Linked DNA regions of Homo sapiens: regions 2, 3, 4 and 5 are each linked to region 1. Evidence: chromatin loops called from intact Hi-C (ENCODE). Cell type or tissue: heart right ventricle. All regions are shown on one strand. Region 1 holds the start of FGF14 (fibroblast growth factor 14). Region 2 overlaps NALCN (sodium leak channel, non-selective). Region 3 overlaps ITGBL1 (integrin subunit beta like 1). Region 4 overlaps FGF14 (fibroblast growth factor 14). Region 5 overlaps FGF14 (fibroblast growth factor 14).

Region 1 (5,000 bases):
ATATGATTTTTTAAAATTTTCTGAGGGCAATTCCCTATGTAAAGAGTGTGTAATAAGAAGGTAAATATGCTTGAAAATATGTTCGACAATAAGACTTAATTAAATGAATAATTATATTGTTATATATAATAATATAAAAGCATACTATTATATGTCGATATATAATTTACATAACATAAAGTCTTAATATTTGTTTTGCTTAAAATTAGTGATACTAATAAATTAATCCTTTTCTGATACTCAAGAGATATATCTGTATTTTTCTCCTCTGAAGAATATATATACTTTTATATAAGAAATATAAGAAGAATAAAAAATTCTCATACAATTTCCTTATAACGTATCTTCCCTTCTATTTTCCTGTCCAAAGTAAGGTAGAAAAGTGACCTCAAATATATTTTTCTTACAGAACATTGAAGATTGCTTATCATTTCAAAATCAGGAATACCAACAGAGCAGTCAGGGTTGAAAATGGAGAAACGGACCATTAGAAAACTCAGACAGCTTTCTATACTGACAAAAAAGTAAACACCCAACTTAAAATTCATTAAGTGTAAAGCAAATCCTCCTTCGCCACCCAATATGGCACAAAACATTTATTGTTCATATTTATAAAATAATCTACTGGCTATATTCTTAAGAAATACACACAAGTTTTAATCATTGTTTATATTAAAATAAGCTTATTTAGTAGATAGTATGTTAATTTACTTTATGTAGACAGCCAATTTGGAGCTGTATGTGGTGAAAACTGTATTCTAAAAGATAGTCTGTTTGATGACATAAGAGGATAAGCACAATTTAAGTCATAATAGATTGATCCTCCGTCTATCAACGGTGATTAAGGCAGTCGAGTTGGTCTCATTACACAAAGGTGGGCTGAATAAGGCTCTAGGCTAATGTGGAAAATTAAAATCCATTTTTTTCTTAATGGCTCCTACACTGGTCTGAAAATATGATTGATCCCAAATTCTCCAACAAGAAGTTCTTATTTTACTTATATAATTTTATTTCTCTAACAGAACTTCCACTCTGATTTTCTTCCTATCTTTGCCTTTGAAGCTTGATAGTAAGAGCAAGTAATCTCCAATTTCTTAAATGTGACAACAAGAAATTGTCCTTTTAAAATATTCAGCATTAGCCTTTAAAAAAAAAGCATCAAAACTTTTGGTCATCAATTTGCAAATGTAAGGACACGCACTCACTCTTTGAGAAACACATGTATAGCTTATGCTTCTATCCCCCGTCTTTGGAACAACAGGGCATTTAAAACAAATACAGCTGGGAGCCGACAATGTAATGTGCTGGGCAAACATATACTCCCATTAACGTAAATAGATTCTTCAATGTTTCCTACCAACCCCACTTGGTTATGAAAAGCCAGCAATGCCCATTTCCCCCACAGAACACACCACATGCTCGCAAAACAACCAGCCTTAGCAACTGGATGCAGAGACAGGCAGAGAGAGAGACAAAAGCGCCTGGCTCCTGAATAGGATGCCTTCTCAGACCCTGGCATTTCAAAGGCAGTGAAAGGTCATCCTAGGTACTAGTTTCTCAAAGAAATACCTGTAGTAAGGTAACTATTCTAGTCACCTTTATATAGTAACGGCTTGTATCTCAGGCAATTCGCCAGTTTTTCAATTAAAACTGACACATATTAGGGATTTTTACTTCTGCCCCCCGCTCCCCGCAATTCGGATTCTTTCTTTAGACTCCCTGAGCCTCTGTCCCCATCCCAGGATTTGACTGAAGGGCTGCAGAGCCCAGGGCTGCGCGCTAAGCAGCCTTCTGCTGAACCTCAGCGGACTGGGCCATAGTTCACACACCCTCCACTCCTTCTACAGCAGCTCCCGCTGGGGGCACCGCCAGGATATCCACATTTGTCCAAGGTCTGGGAACCCGGGAGGTTTCTAGGAGACCCCAGAGACCAAGTGAGGCCAGGCCCACCCCATGGAAACCCCCACCAGCTCAGATCAGACTGCGAGCGGTGGCTCGACCCCGGGTGTGGCAGGAAGGGGTGCCCCGCGTTCCAGAGCCAGTGCCAGTCCCTATCCTCCCGGGAAGCCGAGACTCAGGGGGAACAGGTTTCCCAGAGCCCAGCCTGCAGGGACGCGGAGGGCAGGAGCCGCCGGCGAGGAGCAGCCAACTTGCCATCTCTGGCGGCTGCACTTCTCGGCGGCTACAGGTTGCCCGACAGCGGACTCCAGGGTCCCCGCGACGGCACCCAGAGTGCTCAGAAGGGAGGCCGGGGCCGGGGTGGGCCGGGAAAACCGAGGGAGGGAAGGAGCCTGGAGAAGCTCCGTTTAGGCGGGGAGGGGGCGACCCGGGGCGCATCTCCCGACCATGACCCCCACAGACCTTGGCGCCGCAACCTGCGCTTCTTGAGGCCGAAGATGCGCACTTTGGAGAAGATATCCACCAGGTTGCCGTTGCAGAGCCCGCGGTTCTTGCTGGGGCTGCTCCGCCTCCTGCTGGCAGACGGCCGGTCCCAGTGCTGCTCCCGCGCCTGCCGCTTCTGGCGGATCAAGCCGCTAGCGATGGCCGCGGCCATGGTGGCCCCGGGAACGGGTCCGGGGAGGGAGGGCGCGGGAGGACGGCGAGCCGGGGGCACCGGAGGGGAAGGCGGCGGCGCAGACCGTGGCTCGCCCTCGGGGCAGAGGAGGGGGTGCCAGGCGGGACTGGGGAGAGGGGAAGGGGGGCTCAGTCCTGACCGGGACCCATCGCCCTCTCCGCGGGGCGCGGGGCCAGGCGCGCAGATGCGCCCAGGGCGCAGCCGGACGATCCCGGGAAGCCGGACGTCGTGGCCGCCGCCGCTTGGCCACGTCCGAGTGGAGAGCGGGACCGCGGCTGCGGGCGCTGCTGGTCACCGCTCGTCGCAGGAACCCCGGCGGGGGTCGCCACCGCCACTCGCGCTGCCTTCTCGCCCTGCCCGGCTCCCGGGCGGGAGGTAGAGCCGGCCGGCGGCTCCCCGGGCGCCGGCTGGAGGGCGGGTCCCGGCAGGGTCTCTGCGCGTCCGTCGGTCCGGGTCGCGCTGGGCAGGACTCAGCGCCGGGCTCCAGCTGCCCGCGGGCCGGTGCCGCCGCCGGCGCCGCCCGCTCTCGGCTTCTGCCGGTGATTGTCAAGTGCTTTGGAAATCAGCATCTGGAGAGACCAATCTTCTCCCCTGAGATCTCTAATCAAACGCTCCGTTCCCACCCCACTACACCCCCTCCACCTATGTGGTCCCCCTCCTGATGTACCTCTTCAGAAAGAAACAAAACGTATAGGTAATAATGATTTAAAAATAATAAGAAAGAAAGCTAAGATGGATTGCAGGGATGGGGTGCTAAGAGGCCGAGCCAAAGCAGGTGGAATTGAAGGAACATCGGGGCGCTTTTTCTTAGATGCAACTCGCTGGTTCCCGAGCCTTCCGCGGCTTGGTTGGGGCTTCTCGGTCTTAACGTGGTTACCGGTGCACTGAAACTCTCAGCAGCGGTTGGAGGGCGAGGTGGTTTCCGCCCTCCCTGCTAATCCCTCCAGCACCAACGCCCCCCCGTCGCCACCCCCAACCCCGGGTTGGAGGGAGGAGCCTCCACTCCTCACCTAGTCCACCCAAACTTGCAGGACCCTCCCTTCTGCTGCAGGAAGGGTAGGTTTGTCATTTTGAAAGGCTACACGGAGCAAAAAGGAGGGAATGGAAAGAGAGAAGGTGTGATTAAGCGAGATAGAAAGACCCCACTCCCAAATATGCTCCCCAGCCCTGGGAGGAGGAGATGACAGCCGCAGTAGCTGCTACAGAACAGCAGCTGGGTAGGATAAACGCCCAGGAGAATGTTGAAGAAGTCAGGGCAGAAATATAAGGGGCAGAGGAGGGTGTCACACTATTCCAGGGACAGTGAAAAGCAGCCAGACAGGACACTCCAATTTGAGCTGTCATCTTCTGGTGTCCCTGGGCAAAGAAGCTCTGTCAGGGAGCAAAGCCATCTGAACTGTGTCTGAAATTCAAATACAACAGCCGGCGTCTCCTCCCCCTTGATTTTCTGTCTGTGTCCCGACAGCGGTTCCCTCCTGGATACCTGAAAATGTGAAGGTCCAAGAGAAAGGGCGGCAGTGGAGGGCACCCGAAAAAAACAAAAAGCCGGGGGGAGGTTGGGAGAGAAACACTTCATGCTTGGATGAACACAGTTCCGTGGTTTCTAGGATACACCAGAGTGGCAGAACCAAGTGCAGCTCTGGCTCCGGGCTTCTTACTTTTCTCCTCTTCCCTTTACACTGCTTTGCCTATCAGCTCAGGCAGCTAAAGAGAAAGAAATGCTCGAACTAGACTTCTGGAAATTCAGTGTGAAGCAAGGGGGAGAGATGGCTCACTTGGTAATCAAGAGACTTGCAACAACCTTCTTCTCCAGTGACTGCTTTAGAGCTGGAAAGAGGGCAAGCACACTACGCAGGCAGCCCTGGGAGCAGTTCTCAACCAAAACACACTTTCTCTTTGTCTCAGGAATAGGCAGTAGAGTACTCGCCACCAGGCAACTGGGGGGAAGTGCAGCAGATTACAGGGAGGCTGGGCACCTTCTGCTCTAAGCAACTTATCCACAGCTTCTCCATGGAAGCAGCCACTGCTGGGCTGTTGTTTGTTACCTTCACTCCACATTTACCAACAAGTCTCCTTTTGGGAAGGAAATGCAACCTGATGAGAGTGTGTAGATTTAGATCTAAGGCAGGGATCATTGGCTTTACGACGGTGTTTGTCATATATTACAAAGTGTACTTCTGGAAGTTTATTTTCTACACTTTGCTATGTTACATCTACAAATTCTACAATTATTAAAAGGAATATGCTAGAGTTGTTTTGCTAGAAACTTGCAATCCCTAGTCACTCATAAAATAGCAAAAGTGAGAAAAAGGGGAATGCTAATTATTTTGCTCTGCCTTTCCCTCTCTATTTTCAGTTTCATATGTCTCTTTTCTTCCATTTTTTTGTGAGTGTGCATTTATGTTGTGTTGCTGTAGTCCTGCTT
Region 2 (5,000 bases), 770 kb before region 1:
CAAACTCTACTGTTTAATCTCTTTAATATTAAAGGACAATTATTAATCTTTCATTTTCTAACTGAACTGACATTGATTATGTGACCAAGCTGATATATATAGTTTGATACTATGCATACATATATACACACATATACATTTATATGTCTATGTGTGTATATATAAATATGTTTACTTATTATACCTAGATAATACATTCTATGTCTTTTTTTTTTTTTTTTTTTTTGAGATGGAGTCTCACTCTGTTGCCCAGGCTGGAGTACAGTGGCACAATCTCAGCTCACTGCAACCTCTGCCTCCTAGGTTCGAGTGATTCTCCTGCCTCAGCCTCCCGAGTAGCTGGGATTACAGGCATCCACCACCACGCCCAGCTGACTTTTGTATTTTTAGTAGAGATGGGGTTACACCATGTTGGCCAAGCTGGTCTCGAACTTCTGACCTCAAGTGATCCACCCGCCTCGGCCTCCCAAAGTGCTGGGATTACAGGGGTGAGCCATGGCACACAGCCCTTATATTATTTTTTTTAAAAGTGAATAAATGAAAAAGTACATTTCTTTAAAATTATTACCTAAATTTGCTTTATTTATATGTGGTTCCCTACTGATACTTTGCTGTGGAATCTGAAAAAAATTTTCCCTTCTACTTTTCAAATGATAAAGAAATAGGTAAACTAGAACATGAATAAGCTCTTGCACCTAAGTTCCTGCCACATACTAAGCATTGAATAAATGGCAATTCTTTCGACCGATTTTAGAGAAACATGCTCTCGTATCCTCTCTGATGTAATAAGTAGACATAAGCAGTTGTACTTGCAGGAGATGGCAGGTCATTACACCTGGACTGAGCCTTGGAGATCCCAGCCCTTTATTCCGCACCTGAGAAAATGCAGATTTGGGAGGCTCTTGATGTTTACAAAGTCGCATGGCTGCCACGTGGCGCAGCTCAAAAGCTTACACGGGCAAATGCAAAATTTCAATGCATAGAGTAAAAAATGTTAGGTTTCATGATATCTTTTACAAATGAAATCATTTTATTTTCATTATTCTCTTGAGAAATTGGATTCCAGGACCCTAAAGAACTCTGCGGTTCTTTTCTCAAACATAGATGCTTTTTAGAAGCCTGGTTATTCGAAACAGCAGATCTTACTTTTTGGTCGATGTATTTGTTGTCCTCAATTGCTGAGCGTTTGGAGTGGTCGCAGGAGGAGGAAGAGGTGGTCGGGAGGCTTCTCAGGAGGCAACATGTGTCCTGTTGCTGGCGGTCAATAAACTGCTTCATAAAACTCTCCCTTTGCAAATGAAGTATATGTGCATCAGGCATTATTAGTGGAAGGGAGCAAGTGACAGCATTTTGCAATGATGAGTTTGCTTGAGCAAAGATAAAGCAGTGATAAAAGATCATAGAAAACTAGATCATGACTAAAATATTTCATTAGCAACAGCTTCCTGAAACTCAGTGACTCCTGCTTAAAAAGCAATATCCTTGAAATAACTTTCAAGCAATATTACTCAGTAACCGATGGTAGTTTTTTGAATCTTTTTTTTTTTTGAGACGGAGTTTCACTCTTGTTGCCCAGGCTGGAGTGCAATGGTGCAATCTCAGCTCACCACAACCTCCGCCTCCCGAGTTTAAGCAATTCTCCTGCCTCAGCCTCCAGAGTAGCTGGGATTACAGGCATGCGCCACCACGCCCAGCTAATTTTGTATTTTTACTAGAGATGGGATTTCTCCATGTTGGTCAGGCTGGTCTCGAACTCCCGACCTCAGGTGATCTGCCCGGTTCGGCCTCCCAAAGTGCTGGGATTACAGGTGTGAGCCACCGCACCCAGCCCAGTTTTTTGAATCTTATTGTGGTAATAAAACACTTTTTTTCCCCCTCTAAGACTTGGAAGAATTAGTTGCTCTCTCTAAATGTCCATTTATCATAAGAATGACTAAGAGAGAATTTTACATTTTAAGACTCAAAAGCAAGTGCGTTCATCTGATCTTCAAAGCATAACGAAAATTCAAGTAACGTCTCTTCAAATTACCAAATTCAATTAATTTTGTTTTTTAAAATTAGAAATGCAAATATATTTCTACCCGAATTTTAAATATTATGGCACCATATATAGTCTCATACTTTTATAACCCCCCACAGAATTATTTTTAAAGCTAGTAACATATTACTGTAATTCTGTTTGTAATTTCTTGAGCTATAACTAGAAGAATTTCCTTTTATTATTAAAAATAGGTGTTTAAAGCATCTTTTATGCATTTGCTTAACTGGAGGGCAAACGTGGTAGAAAATCAAATCAGTATGAGTGGAAAAACGCCACGGTTCTTCTTTTAAAAAGTGGAAGGCAAATTATATATGGTAACCTGACATGGTAGGCTCCATAAACACTGTAGTAGTACACAAACTGGGCCAGCTGTGGTTTCCCTGTTTGCTTGAAAATAAAAGGGCCACAGAGGCAATTTTAGTCTCATACGGTTGGGGTCTGAGATTGATGTCTACCTGCCATCCCTGCAACACTGAGCAGCTTCTCCAGTTTCCTGGGATGTCCCATTCCCGAGGAGTCATCCCAGAGAGAAGCGATGGGAAGCAGCCTTCTTGCTTAGGCTACTGCAGTTATAAAGTGACTCTTCTGTGAATACATTGCTTAAAAGAGTCAAAGTTGTTTATTTATTTATTTATTTTAAATAGAGGTAGAGGTAGTAGAAAGATGACAATAAAATAGAAAGAAACCCAACCCACATATACTTAAAAGAAGGGTTAAATCAGATTTAAGATGATGAATCTTTTACAATATATGTGAAATATGCAATTAAAGAAGTATTTTGGTACCTGATTTTAGGAACTGTAAAATCTGAAGGAAGCTTTGAGATTTTCACCATTTGAGGTCTGTTTGGAAATTTTTCAAAGATTCGCAGGCGTAAAGGGAGCTTTTCTTTGGTGTCCGCATTTGCTTCACTTTGCTTTAACTAAAGAAAAATTGGAAAGAAGAAAAAAAGGGGGAACCTATAATACTATTATATACGTTACACAAAATTAGTTTTAGAATGGAAGCAATAAGTAATTACATGAAATGCCAGTAGATGGCAGCAAAGGCCTACCAAGTATACCTCTCTTGCCCGCCATAAATTGCTCTATGAGCTAAAACTTTTGAGTTAACAGAAAAAACAAAAACAAAACTTAACAACAAAAAAACTAAACCAGAAAAAAATTCAAGGAAAACTTTATGTCATTTTATTCCCAAAGACAAGTCTCTTTTCATCTCAGACATTTTTAATGGTTTACTATTACTTGCATATTTAAACAATAAAATTTGTTTACACATGCCTAACGCTAGAATTAAAAATTTTTAAAAACCATGAAAAATTTAAAAAAAATTAACTACAGAATCATACTAAGTAGTAGCATTTGTAAAGAGAGACAATGGCAGGAAAATTGGTTATGTCGCCTAGCAGATTAAAACAGAAAAGCTCAAAACACAAATACCACATTTGGTCCATGCAGCGAGTTTTCCATTTGGCTGCAAACATGCTTGGACACGACGAACTTAAATGCCATATGATATCTTTGTGAGGAATGACAATCAAATGGATTTATTTAAGAGTGTATATTTATATTTCTACAAATTGAGTTTCAGGGAAGCTCAGGTTTAACATCATAAACTGGAACAAGGCTGAACTAAGATACTACAAAGGTGGACTGTGGCTTCCAGAATTCATGCTATACTTTCCTATGCTCTCTTTTTCTCTCCCAGTGCCGACGTCTCTTGGAGTCCCTCTTTACTTCTGTTTACCTCTCCCCTTCTCCAGGACCTTCTGCAGAGTGGAACACCCTTCCCCACGTCTGCCCTGTCTTCTGTCCCGGCTTCCCAAACTGCATCTTTTAACACTGATGCCTTTCAAAGAGTACATGTAATTCAGGCTGCCTTTTTGGAGGGATTTGGGGGGTGGGTTTCAAAAATCATCCACTCATTTACCTCCTTGTTGGGTATGGTTTTACTCTATAATTTGTTTTAGGAATTATGGAAAGATAAGAATTAGAGGCCAAGAGAGCTTTTAAAACAGGAAGAGAGATGGCAATGCATCCCTCCTATATGTGGAAATACAAATTGGCTAAGGAGAACAGGAGGGCTTCTTTTTGGGGAAACATTCCCATTTCAATATGATGGATGACTCAACTATCCTATTGGTTGTGAGCTCATGATGAGATTATACATCCTGATTTCTGGTTTTCTTATTAGGCTGCAGAAATCGCTCTTATGTTTTTGTTTTGTGTAACATAAACATTTACCTTAGCCATTTGTAAGTCTGATTTGATTTTGTGGGTAGCCTTTGGTTTTTCTGTCTTAGATGGTAATCTTATTTGGAGAAGGAGTCACTGCTGTTCGTTGCCTTCCTCCCTTCCTAACTGGAGTGCTCAACGCAGTAATGTGTGCAAAATGGCACGTTCTCAACAGTTCCATGGTTATGATGATGACAATGGTAAGGAATTAGCTCCCAAAGACACAAAACAAAAAGTAGTAGCATCTCTGTGAGAGGTACACAGTTAGAAAAATGATTCCACACACGAGTAAAGAGATTTACCAGGAAGAGTCTTGTTTTCTAAAAGTTGATACAACTAGTAGAAAAATACTTGTCAGTGGTAAATAGAGCAGAAGTAGAAAAAGCAGTTAATCTATTAGATCAGATCAGAGTGTAAGGCAGGTATATCAGGCCAAAGGTGATAAGACAGAGCAGAAATAAAGTATTGTTAATTCATGCATTTGCTGACTCATTTATTTATACATTGATACTGTCACTTATAAATCAAATCTTACAGGTCAGGTTCTGTGCTAAGCTCAGGGGATATAAAAAGAAATAAGTCACTGCACTCGCCCTCACGGAGCCCACAGTATAACTGGGTAGATAGTTCTATAAAGAGACAATGATAATAAAATAGAATGGCCACTCTGGCAGATATAGGAACAGAGTGCTCGGAAACACAAGGTATAGAGCAAAGAGAGAAAT
Region 3 (5,000 bases), 400 kb before region 1:
AATATATTATAACAGAATAAATTATAAAGATTGCTTGGGTGTTTCCTGTACCAGGACATAGCAGTGGTTTGGTGTCCTGCCCATTTGTGTGGCAGGAAATTCTTTTGTTTGTGCTGGTGAATCGTTTTGTCTGGGGCTTCTTTCTTTGCTAAAAATCTTGCATTCTTTCATTTGGCAAGCATTTTGTCAACAACTTTAACTTGCAAGAACTATGGGTCCACCTATTTAGGCATTATCGATGAGAACTTCTAAAGGAACAGCCTTTGAGTGTACAGTACTATGGCACACACCCCTAAGGAACCCTCTATGAGTAATGGGTTTGTATAATTCCTTTTTCTTCAGTGGAACCTAGGACTTGCCTGATATTCCAGAGAGTGTGAAGAGGGATATTTAAAAATAAAAATGAAAAAGTGTTGCCCCCATAGTATGTAACAAATGCCTCTCAGGTGTGACAGATGTGAGTTATACTGTGAAGGTGATATTGATGAGTCTGGGTAGGTGTGCAACTGCTTATGGCATAAGGCAGGTACACAGTAAGACCAGTAAGACTAAATGAGAATTACTGGGTATGGAGCTTGGGGATCCAATAAGCCTCCCAAGTGATTCCTGTGTACACTGAAATTTAAGAAAATTATTACATGGTGCCAAAATTTTGTTGTTGATCATGATGATCATTGGAAGACAAAATACCAAAAATTTTATCCAACGTATTATGTCTTTAAGAGAATGTTATAATTTTAAAAGAGAAATTATATACTCCTTAAAATCATTTTCATTAATCAAAATTACTTATGGCTAGAATTCCTCTGCCTTTATAATGCTCTTGCACTTCTAAGTCTAAAGCCTTTAAAATGGTCAGTAATTATTATACTTCAAATTAATGAAGAACCATTGACCCCATGAAATCAAGTTCTGAAATTGACCAACAAGTAATGAATTGTTAACGAGGATGTATTATTCACATCTGCAGTAATTATTTTGCACCAATATTCTAGATTTAAGTGATCTTGGAAAATATCATACATGTGATACTCCTGATCTCAAAGAACAACTTAGTAATGTATAATTATTTTTATTTTTCTGCAATAACTGAGAATGAAGTGCATATTTAAATAAATATTTATATAGTGTTTGTTTATTCAATGTGAATTTCATCATATAAAGTTAATGCCCTAAATTTAATATCTTTTGCATTATTGTGGCAATTGTGATAGTTAACACATCTGTAAACACAAACACATGTTCTGTGTTTCCATTTGATGACCTATAAATGAAGACACATTCTAAAGTGAGACAAAATAACTATATCCTAAATATTCTATCCTAAACGTCCCCATATTCTTGCATTGTATGAAGAAGTGTGTTGGCTGGTGTATGCTAATTTAATAGTTAGATATAATTTGGTTGCTTGATGGAAGATAAAGGGAAACTTGCAGTTTGAAAGCAGTCAGAATGTTAACATCTGTTAAAAATTTGCTAAGTTTCATCACTGAAATTGCCATGACTTAGTACTTTAGAGGGAATAATTATCTCCCTTGGAAAAAACTAATCACTTTAGAAGTGCATAAACACTTCTAAGTCACAAAGGTGCTGTTTCATGAATGACATCAAATTATTATTATTTTTTTTGGTTAGGAATCAGTTTTAGGAGCTAATTTATTTCCTAAAGTCTCTCATTTCTTCTTTAATGTCATTTGTGTAGTGAGAGATATTAACAAGCTACTCTACAAATGATGAGAAATATAAAAACAAATTAATTGTATCTATTAATAACCGTATCTGTTAATATTATGAAATTTCCATATTTCTCCCCCTAGCTGTTGTCAACATCACATCTATTTATTGTCTGAATTTCAATTTCTTTGTTATCCCTCATATATGAAAGTTTAACCTTGAACCTGAAATGACCACTAAATATACTGCCTTAAAAACTGGAATACACATGGGTGTGGTATGTGTGTACCCTCACTTATTCCAACTTAGATGCCTTCCATTCCTTCTATCCACCTTTGCTCCTGAGGTCCCAGGCTAGGGGAATTTGGGTTGTACTAATAAGCACTTTAATATTGGCCACCAGAGGGCTCCCATATTCCTTCCATCTAAGTATGAAAATACAAAGTGCAACTAACATAAAGTTCACCATCAAATAGAAAATATTATAGGAATTTATGATATAGTTCTCTCTAGAGTGAAAGTGTTCCAAACCCATTGTGTTCTTATATAAAATACTTACAATGAACCAATTTGGGATACTCAACACTTTCATTAAAATAAAGTTATGAAATTATGTTTGGTTTTGTCTTTGTTTTGGGAGGTTATGATAAGACTTATAATACTTAATTGGTGATTCCACATTTTAAATATTAATGTTAGTAAATCTGGATGTAAATCCATTATTTACATATGAATGATGTAAAATACAACTGATTCTAGTCATAGGAGTACAATTTTTTATCACAAGCTAGCTATATAAATAATCCTCTATTAAAACCCCGGGTATTTTTTTTTTTAGCCCAGCATTTTGATGGTACACAAAACTTTAGACAACAAGATGGTAGGGTTTCTTTAAGTGTGTGTTGGTAGTAAGAAATAGTTCCATTGGAGAAAAACAAAGAATTGCTTCGTTGGTGAGTCTTTCCACTAGTTCTTGTTGGGTTGTGTTAGCCGAGAACCATTTGCAGTTACTGAGACATGCTGGGATACCTCTCAGGGTTTTAGAAGCAGCAAAGGTATCTGCCATTTTTTTTTCTTTTTCTTTCATTGATGGTAATTTGTTTGGTTTTGTACTGACCAGGTGCTGACCAAAGTATTTATGTATGCAGACATATTTCTGCTGTGCAGTAGAGGGTAGGGTTAGCCAATAGTGAAACTGTTGTAATTGACAGCGGAACAGACTTTGAAGTTTCTTTAGGAACTCTTTGAATCTAGGTGAAACATTTCATATGAGTCATCAGATTGATCTTCTCTGCGATGTACTTTAAAAATTACAATTCATTTATCATCAGTAACCGAAAATGGCATTTAACCATTCTACCTTTTTCAATTGCTTTTCTTCTAGAACACATTACTTATATTTCTGCACTTAAATGTGCATCAAAGAGGATAGCAACATGGAAGGCCTGATTAACTAACTCAATTATACACCCACACCTAGATGCTGTCTTTTTGACTGTGAGACTGCAATGTTGTGTTGCAGAAGAAAATAAAACAATCTGTTCCCCTTTTTTTATCCATTATGTTATTCTGGTCTGAGAATTATTGATTGTACTTTTTCTTTAGAAAAAGAGAATAAAAATGAGCTAATTTTGGTGCACCTTGTATTTATTGAAATAGTTTTAAAGCAGTGTTTTGAATTATGTTTTGATATGTGTTTTTAAAACGGTTTTTCTGAAAGCAGGCTTTCTTTGTTTAAATCCTCCTCTGTCCCATCCTTTGCTTTCTTTTCATGAGACAATTGTGATTAAAAAGCACTCTAATCTCTAGGGTTAGATTATCATGTCTAAATGAAATGCGGTTATAAAACTATCTTTGTATACAATCTATTTTGGAAATTTGAATAGTTTTATTCAGAATCACATAGTAACAAATCCAGTCCAGTTTGTCCTGATGATTCAGTGGGATTTTGATCTGATAATGTTCACCAGGCATTTGCATTCAATTTCTGCTCAAGGAAATCCACAATATCGCAACTAGTAATTGACTGCATTTTAAAAATATGCACAAGCAAAAGAAAAGGTAGAAAAAATGCAACAACCAATTTTGATAGTGACTGGATATTATCATAGCCCAAAAGCTAACTGTATTATGTTCCTCTTAGAAGTCTTTGAATTAACAAGCAAGGCAAATTTTCAGGGTTAGATAGATTTTATTCAGGAACATCTTTGTTAATTATCATATTATTTCTAAGTTTATACTGTCTAGGAATAAAAAATACCTGGAAATGTTTTAATTAGTATGTTCACACACTTCCATGTAAACTGATTTGGGTTCCTAAGTTTCCTGAATAATTGCTCTAATTTTGAAATTCAGCATTCTTAGATACCACTCCAATTGTATGTATTTACCACTTAGAGAGAAAGTTTATTCCTATCTAGCTTGTGTGAAATCAAATTGGCAGAGAATGAACTTTGGCTTAAAAGCTTCTCCTGACATTTATTTGCAAAGGTTTCTATGGCTAATATTCTTGCACTCAAGGTGACATTAAGCTTCCTTGGTCACTAGGGAGAAATGTGGCTTTTCTCTTCACTGATTCTGGGTATGAGAAGAAAAGAATGACTTGAGGATATGCCAACCTCACCTTGCTTCTGTCTGCCCCTAGCTATATTTTATATTTGCATTTCAGGCAAGAGACCAAAAAACTGAATTCCCAACACAGAGAGACAGTGGCGAGCGAGAGGACCTGCATCACCCAGCTCTTAAATCCTACATCAGTACCTATGCCTAAAGCCACCAATGATATCCAGAGACCTTCCTATCTGAAGCTATTGATGTTTATTTTTTTCAAGACTTTAAGACCTCTCAAAAAATAAAATATAAAATTTAACTTAGAATACTGGTGCTTAATTGTGACTGCACGTTACGCTCATCTAGGGGTGCTCTTTAATTCCTAATACTCAGGTTGCATCACTGACCAATTAATCAGAATGACTGGGATTCAACCAGACCTCAGTAGTTTTGTAAGCTCTCTCTCATGACTGTGACTACACTATGGGTTGAGAAGCACTCAAAGTTTGAGAACCACTGTCTTGTAAACCAGGACCACTAAATGATATCATAATCCTACATCCTGACATATGTAAAGGATAAGGATCTTAGACTGCAAATCCAGATGTTCAAGAAATACAGGTTGATTATGAGTTGTGTGGTCCAAATTCTGTAATTCAGCCAGTGTGGTGGAGGGTTAATCTTGGCCAATTCAGGGTTCTTCCTTTCCATGAGAATGCAAGTGAATTACAATGGGTTCAGAGAGTGCTACATTATTTGGGGGTAGGGCTGGAGAG
Region 4 (5,000 bases), 120 kb before region 1:
GGTTGACAACTGATGCACAGGATACATGTCACAACTCATCACTGCCTATCTTGAGGGTATGGGCCTTGCAAGCCTCCAGCAAAAATGAAAACTCTGAACAACACAGTGAAATCTCATTTCACAAGATGAACTAGAATCAAGGCCATTTTCGTGGAGGAAAAAAATCATAGAAAAGGGTTATTGATTTATGCCCCAAATAGACTGCCATTGCAAGAGGGCTGTGAAAAATATAAATTGTTGTTAGTTGTAAATCCAACATCATAAAACAAATCTTGTGCACAAGTATTTTCTTTGCCCCTCATGCCATCATTTTTGTTGTTTTAACCAATTAACTCTACATTTAAAAATGAGGAGAATTCACATAAAGCTGTGATTTCTAGCTTCTCTTGAAAAATCAGAAGATTTAGCAAGGGGCCCTATAGTCCTTGATGGAACAATCAGTTGGAGCTGAGTAGAACCTGGCTATTTTCATTTTTTAAAAAATTTGATTGGCTTTTTTTGTATACTGACAAATTATAGTTATATATATATATGAAGTACAAAGCAATGTTATGATTTCTGAATACAATGTGGAATTATTAAATCAAGCTAATTAACTTATCCATCACCTCAAATATTTGACATTTTCTTGCAACAAAAACATTTCAGAATTACTCTCTTAGTGATATGGAGATGTACATTACTCAGTTATTAGCTGTATTCACTACACTGTGCAACAGATCTATAAAAAATACTCAAAATTATTTATCCTATCTAACTGAGGCTTTGTATCCTTTGATTATCATTTCCCCATTCCTTCCACCCCCCAGCCTCTGGTAACCACCATCTACCCTCTGTTTTCATGAGTGCAATTGTTTTACATTCCACATATAAGTGAGAATAAAAGTGTTTTACATTCCACATATAAGTTATAAGAAAAGGAAAACTTTTCTGTATGAGAATGTGTGGTATTTGTCTGTGTTTGGCTTATTTCACTTAGCATAATGTTCTCCAATTCCATTCATGTTATTGCAAATGACAGAACTTCTTCCCTTTGTAAGGCTGAATAGTATTTCATTGTGTATATGTATGTATCACATTGTCTTTATCTATTTATGTGTTGATGGACACTTCGACTGATTCCATAAGTTGGCCATTGCACATAGTGCCACAATCAACATGGGAGTGCAGACATCTCTTGGACATAATGATTTCGAATCTTTTAGGTAAATACCCAGAAAAGGGATTGCTGGATCATATGGCAATTCTATTTTTAGTTATTTGAGGAACCTCCATACAATTTTCCATAATGGCAGCACTCATTCACAGTCCCACCAGCAGTGCACAGCCTCTTCTGTCCCTCAACCTGACCCATCACTTCCTACACCCAAACTGATTCACTCATTGACGCACCTGACCCCCTAAATATGTGAGTTTGAGATCATTTGCTAAACCATAAATAGGGCTGTTGTGTGATTTATTCCCTTCACATTTTATTTTGAAAATAATCAATTAGCTATATATATATTAGTGAGACTCTGATGTTTGTAGCTCTGTCATAGGTGATAAGGCTTCTTGCAGATACATGGAAATATATGGGAGATAGGTAAATACCTTCAGGGAGAATTGGAATGCCACTGCATCACACACACACAAACTTCCAATGTCACATCAGCAATTCAAGCAGTTATGTCCTCATAAATGGGTGCAGTTGGCTTCTGACCATATTCATTCTGTCATTCTTCTGACTCAATTTCTTTTTTTGCTTTATCTGTTTTTACTTTATTTCCTCTCCATCTTTGTCTCTCCTCCTTTTCTTGCTCACTGTCTCTCTCCCCCTGGTTCTCTTTCCTGCCAGTAACTACTGAGGCTCTCTGTAAGCATCTGTGCTCTCTCTCAGTCTCTAGTCATTCCTAGCACTTTGCAGTCAGCTCTCTTTCTCTACGGTTATTAAATCTACCAAAGGAAAACATCTGATTTGGTCAGTAGTCAGGTGCTACTCAATATAGAATATTCCTGTTGGGTAGACTTTCTGGCCCTGATCAGAAGGGACTGAGATAAATACCACATGGGCAAACCAAGCAGGACCACTTATGTACAACACTGCCAGCGGTCCCTTTTTCTAGGGCCAAATCGCAAGCATTTTGATACACGAACTAATATCACAGACAGGGCTTCTCTGCTTTAGCAGCAGTTCACAGCTTGAAATTTTTTTCCTGTTTCTCATCTTTGAGTCCCTTGGGGATTTAGTGCTACCTAGCAGCAGAGAATTAAAAACAAAAACCACTACAACAACAAAAATGTGTCCCTGAAACCCATGCTATATTCAACTGAATATTCTAATGTCTTTGATTACAAAGCCATCTCTAGCAATTTAATACAATTATGAAATGGAAAAGTTGGCAAATGCAAAACAATAGCTCGTGTTCAAGGTATGTCTTTATTAGGGGAAGTTTATCGAAACAGATGTTTATGCTATTTCCTATAAACTAGATTCTAAAATATTTTATTCTATAAAGATGTATTGACTTTATATGAAAAAATTATTGAAAAATCTACAAGATGGTGAAACTCTTTAGAACTATATTTCTATTACAAGTTTATTTTTAATTTCAAAAATGTACTGCATAAATGCAGCAAAACCTTTATTGTCACATATTAAAACATGTACATTATTGTGTGCAAATTAAAATTTCATTACCTTAAACCAAAAAGTGAGTTGGCCAGATAGTAAATAATTTAGGCTCTAAGGCTGAAAAGCGCTTGTATTAATTACTCAACTCCACCACTATTTTGCCAAAGCAGTCACAGACAATATGCATTCACATGAATGAGTGTGGCTGCATTCCAATAAAGCTTTATTTATAGAAATAGGGGACAGGCCAGATTTAACCAGCAGTTACAGTTTGCCAAATGCTGCCCTAAGCTGTTGTTTGATTGTTAAGCTATAAGAAGAGAGAAAGTCCTTTTAGGACTGCATATAAGAAGTATATTTAAAAAGAAAAGAAAAGGGAAACTTTTCTATAGCATCTTCTCCATTGTTTAATTATTTCTTTTGTTTAAGGTAACTAGTAACTTAGACCTTCTGGGATATGAGGAGGGGAAATTAAATCCCCTGAATCTGTGAGGTTTGCTGTCTCCTTAAAAATTCAGCTTTTCCATACCCCTGACTCATATCATAGAATAGTGGCAGTAAGGCAACACATACTTTCTTTTTATCTTGCCTTCATATTCCTGAACCATCAGAAGTAGAAAATAAAAATAGCAATGGCAGCCTGGATAGCAGAGAAAAGCAGCACAAAGCAAAACGAGAAGCCAACACTAGAGGGGCAAACCTGCCATGACAATTACTCAACCATAGTACAGGAATCACGTCTTAGGATGCACACACAATCACGGTACATCAAGTGAGTCACAGATAAATTCATGTTGTAAATATTTAGTGGGTGATTACCATGTAGCCATGTTAATCCAAAAAGTTGGATTTTGCTACATGCAGAAATCATTAGACAGTATTCTATTAAGCATAGAAATAGCTCTGTAATCTTGTGTGTTTTCTCTGAAAATACAGCTGAATTGAGGAAAAAATGCCAAATACGATAGAATTTAGCTTGTGTAAAGTGTGCTACATGTAGATATTAAATGTAATCTCAGATACTTACCAAAAAACACTTTATATATGTCCAAAGTATATGGCAGTAATGGCCAAAATTAACAGCAGTTCCTAGAAAAATAACCTATAATATTTTTAGAAATCGTAAAATATAAAGTTCCACTGAGTGGTCATGTTTTTCTTCAGTAAATAGCTTAAAATTAATATTTTTAAGTTATATGAACATGATTTAATATATACTAAACCCATTACTAAAATTCATTTCTTTAAATTCTCAATGATCACTCTAGCAAGAACCTGCAATAACGCCTTCGATAAAACACCTTGCTGTAGCCTTCCAGATCTCTCCACTCTGATCCTGCCTCCCCTGACCCTTTATATCTTGGTGCTCACCTTCCATACTGTTCTGTGTCTACTCTGCTATAATGTTGAGCCTGAGCATGCACTGGGGGGTCCTTATGCCCCCATATTTTGTTTTTGTGGCCTCTTACCATCAGTTATGGGATAAATTATATTCCCCCCAAATTCATATATTGAAGTCCATACCCCTACCACTTCAGAGTACAACTGTATTTGAAGACAGGGTCTTAAAGGGGCAATTAAAGACAAATACGATCATGAAGATAGGCCCTAATCCAATAGTATTGGTATCCTTATAAAAAGAGGAGATTTGTACATAGGCATTCAGAGAGGAATGACTATGAAAAGACACAAGAGATGACAGCCAGCTATGAGTGAAGGAGAGAGGCCTCAGAAGAAACAATCCTGCCGGCACCTTGATTTCAGAATTCCAGCCTCCAAAACTGTGAAAAAAATACATTTCTGTGCTTTAAGCCCCCCGGTTGGTAGTACATTGTTACGGCAGCCCTAGCAGACAAAAATATCCTGATTGCTGTCCCCTCCTGCAAGGTCATTCAAGCTATTGCTCTACTTTCTATGTCCAGATTAATCAGGGCCTCCTTGGCCAAATATTTCCAAATCCTGACCTCCACGGGATAACTATCTTCTCTGTGGTGCAGGGCTTGGGGCTGGAATTACAAAAGCCAGACCCAGCACCCAACTCCACTGCCTATCAGCTTGGGAAATATTCTCGCAAGTCTTCTTTTTCTCATATTTAAAATTAGAATTATAATACCCACCTTACAACATGAGACAGTGTGTGTGCAAACACAGTTGTTGTTTCTTTGTAAACTTACTGAATGCATTTTTCTTGAATTACAACATATTCTATGCTACATCACTTTTAATTGTTTATGCTTCTGGTTTTTCCTTCTAGGTAGCAGGATGCTGGAGTATACGGGTTAAGTTTATTTATCTTTATAGACAGGGTGGCTAGGACAGCTCTTGCCCTATGGTTCCTCAAAGAGTACTTTCTGGACACAAAATGAAATGACCAATTAATTTGTCA
Region 5 (5,000 bases), 130 kb before region 1:
TCCCAGCACCATTGACTGACTAGGGAATGAATCCTTTCCCCATTGCTTTTTTGTTGTTGTTGTTAGGTTTGTCAAAGATCAGATAGTTGTAAGTGTGCAGTCTTATTTCTGAGTTCACTATTTTGTTCCATCGGTCTGTGTGTCTGTTTTTGTACCAAAGCCATGCTGTTTTGGTTACTGTAGCCCTGCAGCAGCTTCTTGATTGATCTCTTTGTTTCCTGATTCCTCTAACTTATCCTGTACATTAGTGCCAAATTGATATTCCTTAAAGTTCTTTCAACAAGTCACTGCTCACAGTTCAAAGTTTGAACATCATAGCTTAGAAGTAGCTATCTACAATGTGGTCCCAATAGACCTTCTGATCTTAACTTCTATTATTCTTTAATATCCTCTAGTTCAGAGAAGTCTTTTAAATATGCCCTACTCATTTTTGCTGCCAGAAAATTTTCTACATTCTGATCATTTTGGGGAATATAGTTTCTTCTTCTCTCAATTTATTCAGATCCCACAAGGCTCCACTTATGACCCACCTTCATGAAGCCATTTCTGATTGGGTTGCCACATTGCTCAATTCCAGGAGAAACCATTAACATATTTGTGCTCCAGGGAGCAAATTTCTTGTTTACTTTCTAATATTACCCTTTCTTCCCTTTAGACTTTAGTCTTATGTAAAGTTTAATTGATGTCATTCTGAAGATTATTTAACCTTTTCAATGTTTGAATGGTAACATATAATGAATATAATCTTCCCATTTCCCAGCTATTTTCCCATTCTTATCTAATCTTTCTCTTGTCCCACTTGTCAATTTTACTCATGGCTTTCCAGGGTCAGCATGTGTTTATGAAACACCTGCTGTGTGTCTTGAACTGTTTAAGACAATAGACATACACTGTTGAATGAATTAGACTTGATCTTTGCTTTGGTGCAGCACTCATATCACTGCATACGCAATCTATGGGATCAAGTGTGGCAAGGGGGAAGTATCAGATGCTAAGGTGGCTTTAACAATAGGCTAGTGAGGTCATGAAAGGGGCCCCAGACATCTATTTCATGCATAGTTCTCAGGATCACTTCTAGCTTTATTTATACTGTTCCACATGAAGAGGAAACAACCAACCCCAGATCTGCTAAAATGTGTTCAGGGTCTCACATTGTCTCCTAGGTACTCTATTTGAGTAGAATGAGAAGTGCAGTCATTACATCTGCCACAAAAAAGCACATGTCTTCCAAATGTACATATAATGCATACATGGATGTGACATTGGTATATCTTTAGTTTTAATATTTTAAAAATTATATATAGATATGTAAATTATTCAAAGGCAGGGAGCATCCCTTCTGCTTTGTAAAGAATATTTGCGGTGAGGGTTAGCAACCCCAGCTGATCATGACAGACTCTATTTAAATATCCACAGTTTCAAAGCCTAGCTTCTCCCAAAGATTAAAAAAAAAAAAACCCAAACCAAAACAAAGCAAAAGCTATTAGAAAACAATATTATTTTCTATATTAATAAATAAAGAAAAACAATATTAAAGTAGATAATATAAAGTAAAACAATATTATCTAAGAGCTGGGCAACTTGATGTATGTAGGGTTTGCAGCTGTGTCATTTTAAGCCATTCTTGATATTACTAACTGGGTACTACAAGTTAAACTTTAAGTTTAAACTAAACTACATTATCTGTCTATCACCTATCTATCTATTTATCTATTAACTATTATCAATATCTATCTTTAAAGTAGGATACCTTATATATTGTAACCGTATTCTATTATCAAAGTAGCTGGCTCTATAGTATTATATGTGTTCAGAGGGTTTTTTTCCTCCTTTCATAAATCATTTTTGAGTCTTTTCTACGGGATAGAGAGAATCAAGTGTAAGGTGTATTGAAGATTAAGTTAATTTATAGTGCTTCTCTTTGCTATCAGTGTATTCTCAATGTTTTAATAACAATGCATGGACCCCACTCCCTATGTTTTAGGACATAGAGTGATCACTGCATTTTGCCCAAGTTTCATTGTCACCTGCCAGGAACTGAACTGGACATAAGATTCATCCATGTTCCTGAAGACCCTTCTCTGCCATCTGGCATGCACCCTGAGTCAGTGTCCAGGAGCTTGGCTGATAGAACCAGCCACTGGATGTCACCCTTTCTCTATAACCAACAAACAGCGCTGGCTGCTCACAACCACCACCAAAGTGCCCACTGCTGGTCTGATGTGTTGGCAGTAAGACACCAGCTCACAGATTAGACCACACCTTCAACCTCACCTCCCAGAATTCTAAGAGAACTCATCTTCACTAAGTCTGTCTGTCATCATGAACTACCTATTATGTTTTGTTTTCTCCCATTTCTCTGAGAACAGGAATTTTTACATAGGGAAAGACTTAATTATTTGCTTAGAGATTTCTGATGATTCTTGATGATGAAGAGAAAATACTTTTTGTATTAGTTTTCTAGGGCTGCCATAACAAAATACCATGGTTGGAGGGGTGGAGGACGGGGAGTTAAACAACAGAAATGTATTTCCTCACAGTCTAAAAAAGTCTAAGGTCTAAGAAAGTCTAAGGTCTACGGAAGTCTAAGTGTTGGCAAGGTTGTTCCCTCCTAAGCCTTCTCCTCTTCTTCTTGGCCATCCTCCCCTGTATCCTCACAGGTCTTCCCTCTGTACATGTCTGTGTCCTAATTTCCTCTTTGTGTAAGGACACCAATCAAATTGGATTAGGGCCCACCCTAATTACATCATTTTGATTTCATTACCTCCTTAAAAGCCTTATCTTCAAAGGCAATCATATTGGGGGTTAGGACTCCAACATACCCTCAAAAATTTGGGGGAAGGAGGCAGAATTCAACCCATAAAGCTTTTCTTTTTCCAGATCATCTGATTCTTGTGTATTCTCTTATTGTTGCTGACAATTAAACCACATAGCATTTATATAGGCTGGTGGAAGTTGGATGGTGTTGTGCCTTTTAAGAAACTTGAAAAGAACCAACTGTCTCCACACTGGATTTTCTCAACACACAAGCCAGGGAGGTCAACACTGATGACTCACATCATGTCGCTATTTAATCCTGTCCCACCTTCTAACATACAATCTGTCTTGTCTTCCCAATTCCACTTTGCTATGTATTATCTAAAATGCAGAATCCAAGGCTAATTCTGCTCTTTATTTCCAGGTGCTCATTCAAAATATATAATAAGCAATGTGAAAAAAACACTAGGCTATAATTCAGAAAATGTGACATCATCCATGTCACAATAATGTATCTTCAACACACTGTCCAAGAGTATATCATAAAGCTAAGCCAATAATACTTTCCCTGATTTCAAATAGTGTTGTAATAAAGTTAAGCTCTAATGAATGTGTTTTGAAAGCTGTAAAGTACCATCTAGCATATTGAATAGCTGTCACTGTCCATTTTTATGATTATTGTCATATGAATGAATGGATGAACCGCTGTTTTATCCTTTAAAACCAGCTAGTTTCCATTCCTATGGATCGCATAACTCTCTCCACTTACCTTTATTAGAGTGTTCCTTATACTGTATTTTAAATCTAACTTTACTGATCTGTTTTTCCACTGAGTTACAAACCCCTGGAAAAAAAGGATTGTGTCTGCAAGCAGCTCAGTTTCCTCAACGCATAACCCTACATGGTTCTCAGGAGAAACTCCCTGTGCTTTCTGATGACTGACTGCCTCTCCTCAGAGCATGTCAGCTGCATTTCTTTCTGGGTAGCAAGCATCCTGTCTTCTTTTCTGTCCTCCTACCCGGTGCCTCCAAGCCCCCACCCATCCATAGTGGTATGTAAGCATCTTTCCAGTCTCTTCTGCTGTTACCCCAGCAATGTGTGGGACTGTGCTTGGGTTTGGTGTTTCTTTTCACCTTGTTACTCATCTCTGTCCACTGAAAAGCTTAAACCACACAGAAATGCCAGGCTGTTTTCAATTACCTTTTAATTTATGTATTTATTTTGAGACAGAGTTTAGCTCTTATTGCCCAGGCTAGGGTGCAGTGGCAGGATTTCACCTCACTGCAACCTCCGCCTCCCAGGTTCAAGTGATTCTCCGGCCTCAGCCTCCCGAGTAGCTGGGATTACAGGCTTGTGGCACTACGCCCAGCTAATTTTTGTATTTTTTAGTAGAGACAGGGTTTTGCCATGTTGGTCAGGCTGGTCTCAAAGTCCTGACAGCAGGTGATCCACCTGCCTCAGCCTCCCAAAGTCTGGGATGACAGGCGTGAGCCACCACCCCTGCCCCCTGCCCCCTCCTCCACTTTTTTTTTCCTGAAATCATAGGGCAGTTCTGCTAGCATGGTATAGAGTGCAGGTACTCCAGGGCAGGGTGACCCAGTGATATGGGATAACCACCCAGCTACTTTGAGATTGTTGAAATGTCTGCTTTCTGATTTCCCTGTCCAGGCTGTCTCTGTCAGATTAGAGCAATTAAATGATAATGAGGACTGTACATAGGAAAATTAATTCTGGGGACTGTAATTAGCATCCTCCCTATGGGAAACTTATACATGTGTGTAAGCACTGAGGAAAACCCTGAAATATCTGCTAGTATAATAAAAAGAGGCAGTTTTGAGATAGAATGCTGGATTAATTTATTATGAACCGGAAGCATGTTGTTGTAAGAGAGACAAATTCGATTCCTTTAATGTGACTTCGACATTACATGCTTGCCTTCCTTGCTTACTTTGAATGTGATCAAGTTCAAAACTAGATACAAGGGGGAGGAGAGACAGGCATTTAACTGGATTTCTCAAAGTGTATTTTCTATGCAATTCTCTAGTTTGTGTTTGTGATATTAACCAGAAGAATTTTCTTTTCAGTTCTGGAAGCATCAACAGCCCTACTTGTTAGGATTTTGGATATTTCTTTGCCCTTTTTTCCCAGGATTCTTCCTGATTTAAGAGAAATCCTAATTCTTTAATGTTATTTGTGCCTTTTTTGACTATATATATATATATATATATATATATATATATATA

Evidence for each region. Peaks named below come from ENCODE experiments on the same cell type or tissue, not always from the same donor. Only the 100,000 strongest peaks of a DNase experiment are listed, where the experiment ranks them.
Region 2: a loop joins it to region 1, with 5 times the contacts of the local background. A loop is called at or near these places in 15 of 110 quality-filtered maps.
Region 3: a loop joins it to region 1, with 7 times the contacts of the local background. A loop is called at or near these places in 11 of 110 quality-filtered maps.
Region 4: it touches region 1 in a loop (2.6-fold over the local background); 33 of 110 quality-filtered maps call a loop at or near these places.
Region 5: it touches region 1 in a loop (11-fold over the local background); 33 of 110 quality-filtered maps call a loop at or near these places.

What each region holds. Positions count from the first base shown.
Region 1 is chr13:101,914,092-101,919,091 of GRCh38, forward strand. It overlaps FGF14 (fibroblast growth factor 14), which reads right to left and starts at 2,854. Exons shown (of 5, transcript NM_004115.4): 1 at 2,362-2,854. The coding sequence starts at 2,554. RefSeq lists an enhancer at 4,185-4,686. In heart right ventricle, a CTCF peak has its summit at 2,473 (motif pointing left); a DNase peak (open chromatin) is centred at 2,377; H3K4me3 peaks cover 1,396 bases; H3K27me3 peaks cover 4,452 bases.
Region 2 is chr13:101,141,934-101,146,933 of GRCh38, forward strand. It overlaps NALCN (sodium leak channel, non-selective), which reads right to left. Exons shown (of 44, transcript NM_052867.4): 16 at 2,827-2,963; 17 at 1,147-1,288. Among named protein-coding and RNA genes, the nearest start is that of LINC00411, 200 kb to the left of the region's middle. In heart right ventricle, a CTCF peak has its summit at 3,076 (motif pointing right); no DNase peak of the experiment used is centred here; H3K27me3 peaks cover 311 bases.
Region 3 is chr13:101,512,835-101,517,834 of GRCh38, forward strand. The region is part of intron 2 of ITGBL1 (integrin subunit beta like 1); the gene reads left to right. Among named protein-coding and RNA genes, the nearest start is that of ITGBL1, 63 kb to the left of the region's middle. In heart right ventricle, a CTCF peak has its summit at 2,071 (motif pointing right); no DNase peak of the experiment used is centred here.
Region 4 is chr13:101,792,380-101,797,379 of GRCh38, forward strand. All of the region lies in intron 3 of FGF14 (fibroblast growth factor 14), which reads right to left. Among named protein-coding and RNA genes, the nearest start is that of FGF14, 120 kb to the right of the region's middle. In heart right ventricle, no CTCF peak of the experiment used is centred here; no DNase peak of the experiment used is centred here; H3K27ac peaks cover 1,183 bases.
Region 5 is chr13:101,783,909-101,788,908 of GRCh38, forward strand. The region is part of intron 3 of FGF14 (fibroblast growth factor 14); the gene reads right to left. Among named protein-coding and RNA genes, the nearest start is that of FGF14, 130 kb to the right of the region's middle. In heart right ventricle, a CTCF peak has its summit at 2,136 (motif pointing right); a DNase peak (open chromatin) is centred at 2,165.